Regions from separate parts of the Homo sapiens genome. Here regions 2 and 3 are each linked to region 1. The links are chromatin contacts, found by Hi-C or POLR2A ChIA-PET in ENCODE. All regions are on one chromosome and are shown on one strand. The core of a region is the stretch at or near the end of the contact, and the rest is flanking DNA. Distances in the headings are between cores, read along the strand shown. Region 1 overlaps RGS3 (regulator of G protein signaling 3). Region 2 overlaps LOC105376222 (a long non-coding RNA gene). Region 3 overlaps RGS3 (regulator of G protein signaling 3).

Region 1 (4,091 bases), core at 698-3,197:
TGATGGAAGGTTCACCAGGATAAACTCTGGACCCCAAGGCCCAGTCCTGGCACCCACGCTAACCTCAGTAACCAGTGGTCATTGCCCAGTGAGTGTTACCACTGTCACCATTCAGGGCACCCTTCAGTGCACATACAGGCTGCACTCATGCTGGCCTGGCAAGGCCATGCCCAAGGCCCCCACCCGTGGGAAAGAGCCCTCGGGCCCTGGGCTTCCTCCCATTCTAACCTCAGCTTCCGTACTTTATCGGCTCCACACAATGGGCCTGGGGACCACTCCCACCCAGCCGCCATCCTCAGCCTCTGCGCTGCTGGGAAATGGGCTCTTCCTTCCACTGTGGGGAGGAGAGTGTCTTCAGCAGGGACTGACCCAAGCCTAGCAGCCTGACAGAGGGGCTGGGCAGCTCTGGCCCTAGGAGTCAGCCCCCTGGGCTGCTGGGGAAACCCCAGCACCAAAAAGAGCCTGTGAGCCAAGGAGAAATTGAGGTGAAAAAATCGGGTTCTGATTCCCAGCCCTAGGGACTCACCATAGCTGCAGGGAGGCTTTGGCCTCTGACCTTGGAGGGGGCCAGAGTGGCTCCTCAGACTCTTCCCTCCCCTCCCACAGCTGCATCAATGCCTGCCCAGGGCCTAGTCTGCAAAGGCCCTCCAAAGGGATTCTCCTTTCCATCTTCTCCCCACTGTCTCACTATGTGACCTTGTCCAGCTGAAAAGCAGATGGAGGTGAGTCCAGGACCATACAGCCCTTCCTTCACTCCAGGCAGAATCCCTGGGCCCTGCCCAGCCTCATCCAGCCACCTCCAGGGACTAGGAGCTCACCACCTCTTGGAACAATAATTATAATTCTTACTGTAATTATAACTGTAATTATAGTAATGATTAAGAGTGTAGATTTTTAATTGCCTGGATTTGAAGCTTAGCTCAATCATTTATTAGCTCATTGACCTTAGCTCAGTTACATCCCTCTCTGTGCCTCAGTTTCCTTATTTGTAAAATGCGGGTAATAACCGGACTTCCCTCAAAGGGCTGTGGTGAGGATTATGTAAGTTAACACGGGGACGTGCTCAGCACAGCGCCCAACACACAGCAGTGAGCAAGTACTCTCAGCTAGCATGGGTTTTGCCATTATTTATTGAGCGTTCACTACATGTCAGGTGCCGGGCCAAAGTGTTTTAACATACTTTATCTCATTTAATCTTGGCAACGATTCTAAGAGCTAGTTACTGATATTTCCCCTCAGTGTGCAGCTGAGGAAACAGATGCCCAGGGCAGTTTGATAACTGGCCTGGGCTCTCTGAACTAACAAGTAGCAGAGAACTGTGGTCTGGGTCCAGAGCCCACTAGTGACTGAGCGCTCGTCTGTGAGCAGGGCTCAGCTGGTTTCCCTATTGGTCCTGGTCGGACTTCTGGGGCTCCCTGGCCATCCATGGCTGCCCTCTCCGATCCAGCCCAGGCTGGCAGGCCCCATGGAACCACGTGGAAACAGTGGATTTAAACTCTATACTTACTTGTTTACACATCCGAAATAATTCTTTAGGCTTTTTAAAAATAGGAGGCTTGAAGGTATTATCGTCTTGGAGCTGGAAGGCATTTTTGGGGTCCTCTCGTCTGATCTCTGACCTACGTGGGAGCTTAGTGAAACAGGGCTGGCACCCTCTGTGGACCACCTCTGCCCAGGCCAGTCCCCTGCAGGGGAGGAAGGAAGCAGGGCCAGGGAAGGGCTGCAGCCTGTGGTCTCCTCACTGTCAAAGAATAGCCCATGACCCTCTGTGCTGAGCCAGATAGGCTGGACTAGAATTCAATGGCAGCATCCTGGACCCAAACACAATTATTCTCCGGGGCTTCCTTGACTCCCCAGGAAGAAGGCCTGTGATCTGCTCTGCAGGGCCTCCAGGGAGCAGCCAGGAAGGCAGGGGTCTGGCGGCAGGGGGCACCATGAGACCACTCAACTCAGCACAGGGCGCCACACCCAGGGGATGGCCAGCTGGAGAACCATGGCGGGGAGTGGGGGCAGGGGGCTCTCCCTCTCTGGACTCAGTCAGCCCATCTGTGAGATCACCATGGTCGAGCAGACTATCTCTGAGGTCTGCCTGTTCTGACATTCCTACTCACAGTAGAAATTGCTCAGCACATAAGAGGGCAGGATAACAGGGGTGTGGACCGGAGACAACGTCGAGACTGAATGTCACCCTGTGGCAGGCAGCATGTACTCTGGGCAGCCTCAGCTTATCCGCACAGCAGCACAAATGACCAGCCCAAGCTTTCTACGTACTGCGCCCTGGAACCCTTGGGACAACTCCCGGGGGACTCCGTGTTCCATTAATAAGAGAAAACCGAAGCTCAGAGAAAGAAGCAACTTGGCCAAGGTCTCAGAGCCAGGGAGGAGGAGGCAGAGCTGAGACTTGAACCTGGGTCTGTCTGACTCCACAGCCTGAACACTTCACCCCTCCCCTCTTCACCTCTTGCCTGGCATTGCCTAGGAATAGTGGCCCATCAGCATCAGGGGACCCTCCCAGAAGAGCCAGGCCAAAGCCAGGAAGATAGAAGTCATGGGGGAACCTGCCACTGTCCCTCTGCCAGTCCCCCACCCCCGGCCCCTCATCAGCATGAGGTCTCAGAGTCTAGGGCAGAGCCACAGAGGACTGACTAGACAATGGTGAGGCCTTGTCCAGTGCCATCATCACTTGCTGCTGTGTGGCTGGGGACAAAATATCTCTCACTAGCCTCAGCCTCCCACTGTAAGCCAAGTGCCTGTCCACTTTGCAGCAGTGTCAGGAAGGTGAGAAATGGGGTCTGGTGGTACTTCGAATGGCGGCACAGCCAGTACTACCCTGGTTACTGCTCTTCTCCCCCTCCCCCTCCACATAACATGATTACCATTTATGCAGCACCCACCAGGTGCTGAGCGCCAGGTACTGCCCTAAATGTTTTACCTGTGTTAAGCTATTTAATTTTCCCAGCAACCCTAGGAAGGAGGCATTATTACCATACCCATTTCACCAAGGAGGAAACTGTGGCTCACAGAGGGGCAGGGACTTGCCCAAGGCCCAGTACCAGTAAGAGATGGAGCTAGACCACGGTGTTTGTCCCATCCGGGGCTTCATCTCCTCTTGACAAGTTTCCTACTGAAGCTACTGGTGGAAGAGGGCAGGATGTGAATGGCAAAGGGCTCAGGAACTGGTGTGTGGAAGCCACATGGAAGGGTGGCCACCACCAGGCTGGGGGCAGCCTCTGATGTCTCTGCCAGCTCAGCCACTCAAACCCAAGAAAGGAAGTGACCGGCTAAAAGTTGGTGGGACAGGGGAGGGTGCCAGTGGGAACCTTGGGCACCCAAAGGAGGAAGCTGAGACAAGAGAGAGCTGGTCCAGGCCTGCTAGACTCCCAGGCAGGAGTATGTGTCCCAAAATAGGAGCCGAGGTCAACTGAGCTGGGGAATTAGATAAATGCATACATATGAATGTGTGTGAATTTATCTGTATATAAATAGTTTTATTGGAGCAAGTGTGGTGAGGGGAATAGAACTGGGAAGGGTGTAGTGGGGGAATCAGGATTGGGAAGCCCAAGGCAGGTGGGCCTCAACCGCCCTCCAAAGAGGAGTGGCCAGGCCTGATCTGAATGAGCCTGAGGCCTTGCCTTGGAAGGACAGCGTTCCGGACTCTCTCCTGTAGAAACCATCAAGAAATGGCCTAAGATGGTGATATTCAAACTTTGGCAAGATCATGATCCCTCGGGGCATGTTTAAAATATAGGGTCTGGGCACCACCCCTAGAGATTCTGATTCCAGAGTTCTGGGTATGGGGACTAGGAATCACATATTAATTACCTCCCCTTGGTGATTCCGGAGCACACCACAGTGTGAGAACCACACACGCTTACAGATGAGGAAACGGAGATTTAGTTCCAAGGCCAAAGTTCAAGACCCTTTTCTGGAGGGCCCCAGCCTGCCCTGTCAGAATGACTAGCTTTCAGCAGAAGGCATCTCCCCAGAAGGTAAGTCTGCCTTCTTGCTAGTGGCTAAGAAGCTAAGCAGGCTTCTGAGGACATGTCCCAACTTGGTGAGGAAGTATGCTGGAATCCATTAATGATGTCTGC
Region 2 (4,206 bases), core at 559-3,058, 39 kb before region 1:
TAAAGAAACACACAGGGCACATATGTAAGAGGAGCGCATCATTCAGAGTGGGTGGCCAGGAAAAGCCAGCCAGGGGTGGGAGATGGGGAAGAGCATTCCAAATAGAGGGAACAGCATATGCAAAGCTGTTGAGAAACTAACAGAGACCTGAGTGCCCGGAGACGGGGGCAAGAGCAAAGAGGGAGGTGAGGGCTAAGGTGGAGGGAATGGAAGCGGAGGTAGGCTGGACTGTGCTGATTGGCAGCCCGCTGCGGGAGGGCTGAATACATTGACAATTGTTTTATTTCCAATGTGCCATTTAAAAATAGCAAAGAAGGAATGAAGAGAAGGAAGAAGTGGGGGAGAGGGGATTTCTGAGGATGGAACACTTAAACAAATGGGGTCCTGCCCTATCTGTGCCTACACTGGCCAAGGTGAGCATCTGTCAGTTGTCCAGCCCGTCAGTCACCTGCCACTGTCTATGCCTAATCTCAACAGCTTACACCACACATGATACTGAGTGATCTCTACCCCTGGCCAAGTGGGTATTGTGACCTAACAGCAGTCAATCTTGAAGTTGGCCAGTGGGCTGAGAAGTGGCCTGGTGTGGTATAAAATATAAATATTTGGTCTTGGTCTCTAATTCCTGGCACAGAGCTCCTAAAACCCCTGAACGTATTGCCTTTCATATGCTAATGAGATGACTTATGGAGGAGCCCTAGAGAGCTTCATGATGAGGGCTGGTTACCCCCACACCCCCTACAGCCTCCATGGGGGTAAGATGGGCTGGAGATTGAATTCAATCGCCAATGGCCAATGATTTAATCCATCATAATGAAACTGCAAGAAAAACCCCTAAACAACAGGGTTTGGGAGCTTCAGGGCTGGTGAACACAGGGACTCGCTGGGAGGGCGTGGAAGCTTTGTGCAAATCCCCCATGTTTTGTTCCCTGCATCTCTTCCATGAGTCTGTTCTTGAGTAGTATCCTTTATAATCCACTGGTAATAGTAAGTAAAGCACTTGCTGAGTTTTGTGAATTGTTCTAGTGAATGATCTAACTAGAAGGGGAGGTTATGGGAACCCTGAAATTCAGAGCCAGGCAGTCAGATGTACAGATGGTCCCTGGACTTGTGTGTGACTGGTGGCTAAAGGGGGACAGCCCTGTGGGGCTGAGCCCTAAACCTTGGGGTCTGCACTAACTCCTGGAGTTGGTGTCAGAATTGAACTGAATAATTGAACACCTAGCTGGAGTTAGGGAATCAGAGACCTCATATAAGAACTCACTTAATCCTTGGCCTGTCCTGGTGGGGGACTTCCAAACCAATCAAGTCCTCCCTCTGGGAGCATTGAGTGTAAGTTAAGAAGTTGGGAGTGAGAGTCGAAGCAGGAAAGATTCACAAAGGGAAGCAAAGAGAAACTGGGCTACAGAAGCCATGAGCTCACCGGAACTGGACAGCAAGAGAAACTACAATGAGGCAGAGGCCTCAAGAAGCAGAAGGCATGTGACAGAAAGGGGAGGAGAAGATGCAGGAGAGGAAGGGCAAGCTTCCTCTACCTATAGGGGCAGGTAGAGGAAGAGGCAAGCTGATCACCAGAGAAGGGCTGGAGATGACAAATTAGCCTGGATCTGAACAACTCTCCACTTCTCCTAAGAGCTTTCTAGGCTCTGAGAGCCCTGGCTAGGCTACGGCTGAGGTTCTGTTTCCCTCATTTCCTCCTGGAGTCTGCTGCAAGTGACCTGGCAGTGTCTGCTCCTTACGCTGTCTCTGGTTCCAGGCACGTGGGCCTGGGCTTGGCTCAGAACTCCCCAGCCTCGTTTTGCAGAAAAGGGATCTAGGAGAAGGAGAAAGCTCTGTAGAAAGGCATAGGAAATCCTCAGGGCGGGGCCGCCATGGAGAACAGGGGTGCTGGGGTTGGCATAGGGGTCCAGTGGGTGCAGCTCAGAGATCCAGGAGCCAAGAAGCACAGATTTGACTCTGAGTCACTGGAGGCCCCCGAGAAAAGGCTGTGCCCTCTCTGGGTCTCAGTTTCCCCATCTCTGAAAGTAGGTGACTTCTGCATCCCATTCCAGCATGAATATTTGTTGAATCTGTGACATGAGAGGAAAAATCATTTGCAAAAGAAAGAGCCAGAAACTTAGAAATCCAGTAGGCCAACACATGTTTGAGAAACACAACATCGAACATTCAAGATAACTAATACAATTTCATTTCAAAAATCTGAAGTTTAAAACTGCATAACGTCGAGATATTTGAAATACTGGGCTCTGAGGGCCGGTGGGAGGAGAGGGCTCAGGTCTGCTGACGAATGTCCTCCTCTACACCAAGAGGACAGCATCCACTCCAAGGCCAACAGAGCCCCAAAATGAAATCCCTCAAATTCCACAACGTCAGAAGAGTTCAAGCTTCTTAAAGTTCCCCAGGTTTAAAGATGCTCCAGATTCTAAAATGTCCAAGATTTCAAAAGATCCTGAAAGCTCTGAAGTTTCCCAGGTTCTCAAACTTTCATAGGTCTCAACTTCCCAAATTCTAAAAGTCCCAAATACACACTGTGAGCCTAGTCGGGATCTGGCTTGAGAAACTTGAAAGCACAGGGGCCACCATCTTTACTATCTGCTTTTTCTCCAGCCAGAGGCTGAGGCCCTCCCTTTGGGCATAGCTGTCCCTGAGGGTGAGGGAAGCAGGCAGTGTTTTCTGTGATCAGGGTGGTCCCCAAGTGGAGTAAGTTGGGCCTTCATCCTTCTCCATGCCTCCGGGAGCCCTAACCCTTCTCTCAGTAAGGACAGCTACTGTCTGGGGTCCTGGGCCCCCAGACTCACCTTGTCATTCATTCCCAATGGCTCTGTCCTCAAGAGCTTACAGTCTAGCGGGGCCACAAACAAGCAAGAGAAAGGGTCCCTTGAAAGGATGTTCACAGGGCAGTGGCCCGGCCAGGTGTGACCCCCTCTGGGGGGCCTGAGCTCCTGCCCTGCATGACGTCCTCACCTGCCGGCTGCACGCAGGTTACATCCCAAGGATGCCAGTCATCAGCTCCAGCCTCAGGAGGAAGCATCTTAGAGGCTCCAGTCCACGGCAGGTCAGAGGGCATCTCCAAGACCGCTGCCTGCCTTGGCTTCTGCTGTTTTGGACCTGCTGGTCCAACTGCCCATCCCAGGCCTGAGCCTCCACCTCGGCCCCATCAGGGCATCTCCAGCTCAGCTTCTGCTCTGGTTCTGCTGCTCCCTGAGCCAGGCCCCCACTTTCCAGCTCTGATCCTTCATAGGATGACTGTACCTCAAGTCTCAGGAGAGATGGAAGATGCCCGAGGTCAGCTCCCACCCCCGAAGTCAGGACCCCTCCCCAAAGGGCTGTTGGGTGGCACCAGGTGGAGGGAGAAGAGACTTTGGAGGGAGCACTGGCCCAGAACTCAGACTTAACTATATATCCCCAGGCTGCAATCTCTGGAAACATCCATTTCCTCCACTATAAAGGGGAATTTTAATTCCTACCCGACTCGGTAGTAGGGGAATTGGGTGACCGGCTGCCTCCCTACTTGTTAAAGGACCCTTCAGATGTACTCCCCTTCCTTTCCGTTCCCAAACCCCCAAACCCTGAGTGAGTGTTGGGAGCTGAAAATGTCAGTCTCCCCGGAATCAGCAGCACATAAGGGGTGGAGAGTCAGAGAATGGGTTTTAACACAAACACTAATTGTGGATCCCAGAATGGCCTCCCTGGCTCCATTCATGAGACTGGTATTTTTAGCCCAGGATCGGCTGCCTGTGGCCCCAGAGGGGGTGGCCAGGCCGTGTGTCATGTCTGAGTGATGATGGACTCACTTTGCCCAGGAAAAAAGCCCACAGGGGACTGCTGCCAGATCCCAGGGTTGCCACCGCATCCGGGAGGAGACAGATGTTCAGTTAAACCCTCTCATCCCCGAGGGGCACACTACAGGGTGTCAGGAATGATAGCAATAATTAATATGCATTAAGTGGGAGGCCGAGGCGGGCGGATCACAAGGTCAGGAGATCGAGACCATCCTGGCTAACACGGTGAAACCCCATCTCTAATAAAAATACAAAAAAATTAGCCGGGCGTGGTGGCGGGCGCCTGTAGTCCCAGCTACTTGGGAGGCTGAGGCAGGAGAATGGCGTGAACCTGGCAGGCGGACCTTGCAGTGAGCCGAGATCACGCCACTGCACTCCAGCCTGGGTGACAGAGCAAGACTCCATCTCAGAAAAAAAAAAATGC
Region 3 (4,223 bases), core at 1,607-4,106, 39 kb after region 1:
AATTTTTGTTGTTGTTGTTGTTGTTAGTAGAGACAGGTTTTCACCATGTTGCCCAGGCTGGTCTTGAACTCTGGACTCAAGCAATCGGCCCACCTCAGCCTCCCAAAGTTCTGGGATTACAGACATGAGCCACCACGCCCAGCAGTACATCCACTTTGGACAACAGTCTGGTAGTTTCTCAAAAAGTTAAACATGAGTTACCATTTGGCCCAGCTATTCCACTCCTAGGTGTACACCTAAGAGAAAAATATATGTCCATACAAAAAACTTGCACACATATATGTATAGCAGCATTACACAGAATAGCCAAAAGGTGTAAACAACCCAAATGTCCATTAACTGATGAACGGTTAAACAAAATGTGATATTCCATACAACAGAATATTATTCAGCCATGAAAAGGAATTAGTTGCTGATACATGCTACAACATGGATGATCCTGAAAACATTAGACTAAATGAAAGAAGCCAGTCACAAAAGTCCAAATATTATATAATTCCCTTTATATGAAATGTCCAATATAGGCAAATCTACAGAGATGAAAAGTATGAACTAGTGGTCGCTTAGGGTTGGAGGAGATGGGGGAAATAATGGATGATAGCTAAGTAGTATGATTTCTTTTTGAGATAATGAAAATATTCTAAAATTGATTGTGGTGATGGTTACACAAGTGTGTGAATACACTAAAAATTACTGAATTGTGTACTTTAAATGGGTGAATTGTATGATATTTGAATTAAATCTCAATAAAACTACTCTAAAACAAATGATAGATATGACTAATAAGTCAGAAACATCTGTAGTTTAAAGAAATAATAAAAATAAAAGGCTAACACACAAATATCCTTATTATATAAAGAGCTCTTTGTGAATTAATAATTAAACTATAAAAATCCCAATAGAAAAATGAGCAAAAGACTTGAACAGGCTATTCCCAAAAGAGGCAACACAAGTGACCAGAAGGCATATAAATAAATATTCAACATCTCTAATAACGAAAAAAAGAACCTATTTAAAAATGTAACAATATACCATGTTGGTAATGATGAGGAGGAATAAACATTTTCTTATCCAGACTATCTCGGTTTACTTGATTTGATTGAGGAGTTTCCTGGCAAGCAAGATTTTCAATGCTAAAAAGGGAAAAGTCCCAGGCAAAGTAGGATGAGCTAGTCAATTCAGATGAGATTAGAAATCAGTACAACCATTCTGCAGGGTAATTTGGCAATAGGATCAATAATCCATTTTATAAATATATAACCTTTGACCCAGAAACTCTACTAACAGGCATTTATTCTAACAAAACATTCATTCATTCAACAAATATTTGTTTATTTAGTTCCTTTTTGAGATGAAGTTTCACTCTGTTGCCCAGGCTGGAATGCAGTTGACACAATCTCAGCTCACTGCAACCTCCACGTCCCAAGTTCAAGCGATTCTCCCACCTCAGCCTCCCCAGTAGCTGGGACTACAGGCATGCGCCACCATGCCTGGCTAATTTTGTATTTTTTGGTAGAGACAGGGTTTCACCATGTTGGCTAGACTGGTCTCGAACTCCTGACCTCAGCGATCCACCCACCTTGGCCTCCCAAAGTGGTGGGATTACAGGCATGAGCCACCGCGCCCAACAAATATTTATTTAGAGTCGAATGCGTACTAGGTGTTGAACTGGATGCTGGGCATGCCAAGATACACCTAAGAGGATTTTTTTTTCATTCAGAGACAGGGTCTCACTGCTGGAGTGCAGTGGTGCAATCATAGCTCACTGTAACCTCAAACTCAGGCTCAAGCCATCTCCCATCTCAGCCTCCTGTACAAGGATTTTTATCTGAAATTTTTGTAACAAAGAAAAATTGCAAGCAACCTGAATGATAAACAACTGAAGATTACTTAAATAAAGCACGTTTCATCTACACAATGAAATACTCCACAGGCACTGAAAATGATGTTGTAGAAGAATATTTATTGAAATGGAAACATGGATACACTACGCTGTTAAATGGGGGAGAAAAAGCAGGTTAGAAAAATTGCACCAGTAACCCCAATTTGCAAATAAGATATATGTGTGTATAAACGAATGCCTGACAGGACACATTCCAAAATGTTAACAGTGGTTTATCTCTGGGTGCTGGGATTAAGGATGAACTTCATTTTCTTCTCCTGGTTCATCTGTATTAAATGTTTTCTTCATAATAAACATCAATCACATGGATTACTTTTGCAACAATACAACAAAAAAAAAGTCAACTGCATTCAAACAAACAAACAAACAAAGAAAAAAAACACCTTCCCATGCCTCATGAGTGGAGGCCCCAAGGAAGGGGGTTATAGAAAGTCAGATACATGTTCACTGCTTGGTTTTGCAACAAGAGCTACTATTAAGTACCTACTGCATGCCAGGCATTACAACAGATCCCCTTTGATCTTCACAAGACCCCAGTGAAATCAGCGTTCTTGTCTCATTTTACAGATGCTCTGTGACCCATCAGTAATCCCATGGCTAGTGAGAGGAAGAGCTAGGATTTGAACCCTGGCCTGTCTGTCTCTAAACCTGCAGGAGGCTGCTACTACCTCAGCTGCCTCTGCTTGTTCCTGGGGAGGGGCAGGGAAAGGTCCTGAGCCACTGAGGCCTCTGTCCTGCAGGCCAGATCTAGGCTGGCCCTTGTCCTCCCTCCCTGCAGACAGTCCAAAGAAAGGAGGACAAGTCAGCAAGGGAGGGGACACCAGCAAGAGGAGGTGTGGCACTGGACAGCCGGCTGGCTGAGGTCAGGGCTCAGGGTGGGCCAGCTGGGGACTCCTCGCCTGCCAGGCGACTCTCAGGAAGCCTGACCACATCCGGTCCCAGGAGTTCCCAGTCTCTGTGCGCCCAAAGGCAGTGACAGCAAACCTCAGCACAAGGCCTGCAGCCACTGTGCTGAAACAGCCAGGGAAAAACAGCCTGCCAACTGGGCCCTTCTCTCTGGGCTTGCTTGACACCAGCCAGTGCTTTCTGCTCTCCGGGCCTCCAGGGCCTCCTCGCCTGTATGAGGAGGGGGTGTGAGGGCTGATGGCTCCAGGACTCTCCCAGATGGAATTATGTGACTCCATGGGACTTCCTCACATCGGGCCTGGCAGGAAGAGGAAGGGGGTGAGGCCTCCCCACCCAGCTCCCGAAGGAGCCCCCTCCTCTTCCCCTCAGCTCTGTTCCCACTGCTATTTTTAGAACAGACCACAGGGAGTGTCTCCACCACTCCAGCCATGCTCCTAGCTGCAGGTAAAACACAGCAGCCCCATTCATTCTGCTCCAACAAGCACATGCCAGGAATTTACAGATAAGCCAGAGGACTAGACAACCTCTCCCCACGCCACTAGCTGAGCTGCTTTCTCAATATTTCCATTACAGCCCAACACAGTGACTTACATTTCCCAAGGCCAACACAGTGAGTTGCTGAGTGAGACAACCCTAAGACCGTCTGTGACCCCTTTCCTGCCCCCAGCCCAGCAGAATCTTCAGAAGTCCCCGACTACATGCCCTTGGCCAAGTTTTTGCCTCTTTCACTTGGTTTCTACAACCTAGCTTGTTAATCAATTGATCTCAGTGGGGGAAGGAGGAGGCTTTCCAGCTCCACATTCAAAGTTTCTATGGTTCTACCAATATTCTAGTCACTCATAAAATAAATACTATATTCCCAAAGTCCACCTAAGTATTGATTACAGGCCTCTGAATGCATTTTCCCACTCAAAAGTATGTTATAAATGGTGGTCAGCTTCCTAGGCCAGCCTACTTAACCCTTAATAGTCTTCCATCAAGTAGAAACAGTAGAAAACCATATAGCAATAATAGACTTCAACCAAAACAGAAACACACTAACACTTAGGACAATTTTTTTGAATTTATCTTGGGTAGTGTTATCCCAGCAAAAGTGGGTAGGTACTAAAGGTGATGAAAAAGCCAATGGCAACTTATCGGGAAGAGTCTGAAGGAGACTTCTGACCACACCAGAAATGAAAGGACTGCAAACCAGTGACCACAAATTCCACGCGGAAATTAGCCTGATGGCTTGGACTGGGAGTTGGAAAGGTTAAAGAATGTACTTGCATACATATTAGGTTGGTGCCAAAGTAATTGCGGTTCTTGACATTGCTTTTAATGGAAAACACCACAGTTACTTTTGCACCAACCTATATACACGTGAAGTTGAAACAAAAGAGTTCAATGTGTATACTCAGCCACCTGAGCAGAA

Evidence for each region. A loop is a pair of places that touch in the nucleus more often than their neighbours do. ChIA-PET counts read pairs that join two places held with the same protein, here RNA polymerase II (POLR2A). Pooled maps may share reads with other maps.
Region 2: a map of DLD1 shows a loop between it and region 1 (4-fold over the local background). The contact joins two enhancer-like sites. A Hi-C loop is called at or near these places in 20 of 168 maps with a recorded cell type or tissue (B cell, DLD1, IMR-90 and 11 more), 13 of 37 single-sample maps with no recorded cell type and 32 of 50 pooled maps. POLR2A ChIA-PET finds 5 or more read pairs at or near these places in 20 of 52 experiments (A549, AG04449, AG04450 and 15 more).
Region 3: a loop to region 1 is called in a map of endothelial cell of umbilical vein, with 3 times the contacts of the local background. The contact joins two enhancer-like sites. A Hi-C loop is called at or near these places in 17 of 168 maps with a recorded cell type or tissue (CD8-positive, alpha-beta T cell, PC-9, aorta and 9 more), 4 of 37 single-sample maps with no recorded cell type and 19 of 50 pooled maps. POLR2A ChIA-PET finds 5 or more read pairs at or near these places in 13 of 52 experiments (CD4-positive, alpha-beta T cell, CD8-positive, alpha-beta T cell, MCF 10A and 9 more).

Annotation. Positions count from the first base shown.
Region 1 is chr9:113,585,732-113,589,822 of GRCh38, reverse strand. All of the region lies in intron 18 of RGS3 (regulator of G protein signaling 3), which reads right to left. Among named protein-coding and RNA genes, the nearest start is that of RGS3, 120 kb to the right of the region's middle. RefSeq lists enhancers at 1-354, 355-856, 2,253-3,030. Within about 2 kb of position 1,947, at least 14 of the 41 ENCODE cell types and tissues checked have a DNase peak (open chromatin) inside an H3K27ac peak, as active enhancers do; they include ascending aorta, endothelial cell of umbilical vein, heart left ventricle and 1 more, where a contact is called at or near this core.
Region 2 is chr9:113,624,498-113,628,703 of GRCh38, reverse strand. It overlaps LOC105376222 (a long non-coding RNA gene), which reads right to left. Exons shown (of 4, transcript XR_007061739.1): 3 at 2,965-3,259; 4 at 1-2,069. Among named protein-coding and RNA genes, the nearest start is that of RGS3, 160 kb to the right of the region's middle. Within about 2 kb of position 1,808, at least 8 of the 41 ENCODE cell types and tissues checked have a DNase peak (open chromatin) inside an H3K27ac peak, as active enhancers do; they include ascending aorta, heart left ventricle and heart right ventricle, where a contact is called at or near this core.
Region 3 is chr9:113,547,489-113,551,711 of GRCh38, reverse strand. The region is part of intron 17 of RGS3 (regulator of G protein signaling 3); the gene reads right to left. Among named protein-coding and RNA genes, the nearest start is that of RGS3, 86 kb to the right of the region's middle. Within about 2 kb of position 2,856, at least 29 of the 41 ENCODE cell types and tissues checked have a DNase peak (open chromatin) inside an H3K27ac peak, as active enhancers do; they include endothelial cell of umbilical vein, heart left ventricle and heart right ventricle, where a contact is called at or near this core.